2 separate regions of the Homo sapiens genome follow, and region 1 is linked to region 2. A link is an interaction called in ENCODE POLR2A ChIA-PET data of the cell type or tissue named here. Cell type or tissue: OCI-LY7. All regions are shown on one strand. Region 1 overlaps CHST11 (carbohydrate sulfotransferase 11). Region 2 has its middle 3.8 kb from the start of CHST11.

The links. ChIA-PET counts read pairs that join two places held together with the same protein. Peaks named below come from ENCODE experiments on the same cell type or tissue, not always from the same donor. Only the 100,000 strongest peaks of a DNase experiment are listed, where the experiment ranks them.
Region 1: POLR2A ChIA-PET joins it to region 2 with 8 read pairs; 8 of 35 experiments call an interaction of 5 or more read pairs at or near these places.

Annotation. Positions count from the first base shown.
Region 1 is chr12:104,581,915-104,584,414 of GRCh38, forward strand. All of the region lies in intron 1 of CHST11 (carbohydrate sulfotransferase 11), which reads left to right. Among named protein-coding and RNA genes, the nearest start is that of MIR3922, 8.5 kb to the right of the region's middle. RefSeq lists enhancers at 979-1,028, 1,855-1,924. In OCI-LY7, no CTCF peak of the experiment used is centred here; DNase peaks (open chromatin) are centred at 517, 1,037 and 1,607; H3K4me3 peaks cover 2,115 bases; H3K27ac peaks cover 2,500 bases.
Region 2 is chr12:104,451,919-104,454,418 of GRCh38, forward strand. No RefSeq gene overlaps it. Among named protein-coding and RNA genes, the nearest start is that of CHST11, 3.8 kb to the right of the region's middle. RefSeq lists an enhancer at 417-919. In OCI-LY7, no CTCF peak of the experiment used is centred here; no DNase peak of the experiment used is centred here.

The DNA of each region.
Region 1 (2,500 bases), 130 kb after region 2:
AGAGAAGTTGAGAACAAACACTCCATCCAGGAGTTTGGGCTTTGAGATGGGGATGGGGATGGGACGGAGGGAGGTGGAAAGGAAGTAAGGGATGCACTACGTCATTATCGTCAGCATCATCATTCTATCCTTATTTCATCCAGTCTAAGAAGACTATGGTTGTAGGATGCATCCTTATTTGCGAGAAATTGAAATATGGAAATGTGCGCCTGAGAGTTGTGGCAGCCAATGCACTCAGTGCTTTCCGCTCATGTCCTCCTCTTAATAACTTTATCAGGCAGGTTCTCTCATTATTTCCATCTTATTGGTGAGCAAACTGAGATGCAGGGGGTTAAGAAGCTTGCAGAAGATCACTCTGCTGGCCAGTGGAGGGGCCAGGATTTGAGGCAGGAATTCTAACACCCTTAGAGCCTACCCTTGGCTACAGTGCTCTGCTCCTGAGCAATGAAATCAGCGTTGGGGTAGTCATGTGTGTGTGCGTGTGTTTGTGCTTGAAGACTTTGATGTCAGCATTTTGACCAGATGTGTCAGACAGATATGTTGCCCCTGCCCCATCACCTTTACTGAGTTACTTAAACCCCAGGCCCCTGTTTTCATGTTATTATCTTTACTAAGGGATGCAACTGGAGTTTAAGTTCTTTCTGTGCATTTCACGTCCCCTCTGCACGCCCTTCTCATGGGGCCAATCACTGTTGGGAACACTCAGAGATAATAAACATTTCCCTGCTGTATCATCCTAGAGGATCTGTCATTTATTAACTGTGTACCGTTGGCAAGAACCTCTCTGCACTTGTTTCCTCATCTGTATGATAGAAATAATACATCTCGGGATGGTAGTGAGGAAGGGAGGGTTATATAAAATGACTTCCACTGAAGTGCCTGCCTGGCATTCAGCATTGTATAGAGCCGGAACTCCAAATGTCTTCTGCTTGTACCTGTTTTCCTTCTCCCCAAGTCACCCAGCTCACAGGTGGCCGCAAGCTCTGAACTGGAACTGTTTCTAACACATCTGGCTGCTTCCCCTAGAGACAGACATGCAAATAGCTTCATATCCTCTTGTAGCTGTAACCATTTGCAGACACCTTATTGTCTTACAGCTTTTTAATTTGCCTGCACAAATAGACCTGCCTGGCCAACTTGGAGGGAATTTTAATATCTAAGTGCGGCCACATACATATGTGTTGTATACTGGGGCCATGCCTTCCTGCTTATCAAGGCAACAGAAATCTTGTACATGGTTTTCTTACTTTCTGGATAAAGATGGGACCTTGTCTCTCCATTTTGTCATAACACTTTTTTATCTTTACTTTAAGATGAAACCCTCCTTAAAATTGTGAGTGTTTCCCTGGATTTCCCTGGGGAGAAACCACTACAGTGGCTTTGATTCTTTTTCCCCTCCTTGGGATCATTCTGATCCCATTCCATATCTTTGGAGGGTCTATGGAATGGGGCTCAGCTTTGCATCTTGGATTCACAAGAAGGGAAGCAGGGAGTGAGGGAGATTGGGGGACCGTGGGCGTGTTTCATCAGATGCAGCTCCAATGGCCTTTTCCCTCTGACCATATTTCAACAACCACACTTGACACACAGCCTAGCCTCCCCCAAAGCTCACGTGTGCACCCTCTGCCCCTGTCTGGGGCCTCCCCTATTCATTTTCAGATCGATTCTGACACCTGCTTTTATCTCCCTTACCCCTTCAGCACTTCTTGATGGCAGCAACTTAAGTTATACTTAAGCATCCTATATTCCTAAAATATGCAGAAATTAAACAAATGCCTTGTGCTCTCAGTTTTCAAAGATCTCTCTCTTTTTTTTGAGGATGGAGTCTCACTCTGTCGCCCAGGCTGGAGTGTAGTGGCGAGATCTCAGCTCACTGCAACCTCTGCCTCCTGGGTTCAAGCAAGTCTCCTGCCTCAGCCTTCTGAGTAGCTGGGATTACAGGCACCTGCCACCACACCCAGCTAATTTTTGTATTTTTAGTAGAGATGGGGTTTCACCATGTTAACCGGGCTGGTCCCAAACTCCCGACCTCAAGTGATCCGCCCTCCTCGGCCTCCCAAAGTGCTGGGATTACAGGCGTGAGCCACCGCACCCCGTCCAAAGATCCCTTGAGTAAAAATATTCACATCAGTGGCTGCAGATAGATAATTGTTTGGTTTTTGTTGGGGAAATTCCAACTCTTTGTTTAGAACTTGCCTGATTTTCAGTAGCATCTCTAACACTTAGAGTTGATTTGGATCTGGCATTATGTTGAGTCATCATTTTTAGTGGGAAGAATACTATACAATGTGAAAGAAAGTGTAAAAAGTACTCTATTTTAACAAAGTTGTTTTCTTTCTCTTTCTTCTTTTTTTTTTTTTTTCACAGCGTCTTACTCTGTCACCCAGGGTGGAGTGCAGTGGTAGAATCTACGCTCACTGCAACCTCTGCCTCCCGGGTTCAAGCGCTTCTTATGCCTCAGCCTCCCCAGTAGCTGGGACTACGGGTATATGCCACCATG
Region 2 (2,500 bases):
AGAGGTTCTCAGCATCTTAATCTGGCCCTGGCACCGAGCATGACAGGCCCTCTTGGCCACACGAATCACCTCCAAGGCATCTGCCTGGCTCTGTCCTTGAAGCTCCCTCAGGTCAGCAGTTCTGTGACTTTTGTGCCATGCTTAGGGCACTGGAATCCCTGGTGGCACTGGGATCACTGTGCCAGGTTTTAGCCATCCCAGGTACTAGTACCTATGGAGCATCCACCTCCCAGGCAAAAGGGGGCAGGGCACTCACTTATTCCTTCACAAATCCACCCCCAACACCCCCTTCTCTCCCTGCCATTATCTCTTCCACAGTTTTAAATTTTTCTCCCAGGAAGCCTTCATCAAATCCCTCAGGCAAGGTGGCACAAAGCCTGCCTGAAATGGAGGGGGCGTGGAGAAGTGGAAGTAGGAGGATAACACACACAAATGAATATTTCAATAAATTATCATGCCATGAATGTCAAAGTGTGCTCAAGAAATGCTAATGTCCTTACTGAGGAGCAGCAAGAGGCAGGCAGGGGGCCTGGAAAGACTCCATAGAAAGACCTGGATGATCTGGTGGATGGGGCCAGCAGAGGCGCTGGCAGGGGCAAAGTGAAAAAAACACAGTGAAGGCACCTGGTGGGGTGAGGAGGGGTACTGGGGTGGGTGGAGGGCCAGGAGCTGAAGGTTTCCTAGTTATGCAGATAGAGTTTAGGAGTTGATCAGGGGCCACCAGTTGAGAAATATTTGAGAGGGATGAGTGGCTCACGGAACTGATTTCTGGGCTGTGCCTGGAGACGGGGAGGTGGCCAGGGCTATCCAGAGGGCAGCTGGAGTCGGCTTAGGGTAGGGCCCAAGGGTCCCACAGACCTGGTCCTCAGTAAGGGAGGGAGAGGAGTCTTTCGGGCCTAAACTAGGTGGAGGAGCAAAGGCGGCATCAGAAAGTCAGACAAGGCCTGGCGCGGTGGCTCACGCCTGTAATCCCAGCACTCTGGGAGGCTGAGGCAGGCGGATCACTTGAGGCCAGGAATTGGAGACCAGCCTGGCCAACATGGTGACACCAATCTCTACTAAAAATACAAAAATTAGCTGGGCATGGGGGTGCATGCCTGTACTGAAGCTACTCAGAAGACTGAGGCAGGAGAATTGCTTGAACCCAGAAGGCGGAGGTTACAGTGAGCTAAGATCACGCCACTGCACTCCAGCCTGAGTGATAGATTCTACCTCAAAAAAAAAAAAAAAGAAGAAGAAAGTGAGACAGAATAATGAGGGATAGTCCTTTCCTCCTTCCTCTCCTCTCTCCTTTATTTTCTTCTCTTCCTTCTTCCCTCTCTCCTTCCTCCCTCTTCATCTTGTCTTCCCTTCCTTCCTCCCTCTCTCCTTTCCTTCGTCCTTTCTTCTTTTCTCTCCCTTTCCCTCTCCCATCCTTCCTCCTTCTCTTTCCCAGGCAATTCTTTTCTTTTCTTCCCCAACCCTTTCTCCTCTCCTTCCCTCCCCCTTCGTCTCTTCCCTTCCCCTCTTTTTCTCCCTTTCTCTTTCCCTTCTTCAATCCCTTTCTCTCTTGCTGTCTTTTTCTCCACCTTGTTCAGAAAAGCCTGCAAAGCAGAGCCTGCTCTCAGAGTCATGTCACGAGTAACCCATTTGTGTTACTTGCGGTTTACCTACCTGTAGAAAATTTGTACCCTAAGATCTCCACATACTGCGGGCAAATGGTTTATAATTCAACTTCACAAATATTTACTGTGCTCTGGTTAACTGAGTATCCTTTGTGCTAGAGGTGCCAGAGAGATGCAAATGGCAGCGCCAGTCCTTGGAGGAGCCAGTCTGGGGCCCCTGGCTGATGTTGGCAGAAGACACATCCCTCTCTCCCTTCAAGGATGCTGAAGAGCTCTCTGTCTACTAGTACCCTGGGCCCACTTTTCTCTCCAACAAGGTGCAGAAAAGGGCATCGTTGCCAGGTTTGCAAGATCGTAACAAGACAGTGCATTGTAGGTATAATCTGCCGGAATGAGGAGGCGCTCAGCCTGCGCGGATTGGAAGGGCCACATAAACATCTGTCAGTCCATTGACAACAGCACCCAGAAGCCCGAATTGTGACTTCACACCGATTTCTTCCCCTGCTATAAATTCTACAAGATCGTCAACATAAATAAGACTTTCTCCTCAACCAGTTTTTCAGGGCCATGCCAGGCTTTAAAATGGGCAGGCCCCTGGCCGGGCGCGGTGGCTCACGCCTGTAATCCCAGCACTTTGGGAGGCCGAGGTGGGCGGATCACGAGGTCAGGAGATCGAGACCATCCTGGCTAACATGGTGAAACCCCGTCTCTACTAAAAAATACAAAAAATTAGCCGGGCGTGGTGGCACGTGCCTGTAGTCCCAGCTAGTCGGGAGGCTGAGGCAGGAGAATGGTGTGAACCCGGGAGACGGAGCTTGCAGTGAGCCAAGATCGCGCCACTGCACTCCAGCCTGGGCGACAGAGTGAGACTCCGTCTCAAAAACAAAACAAAACAA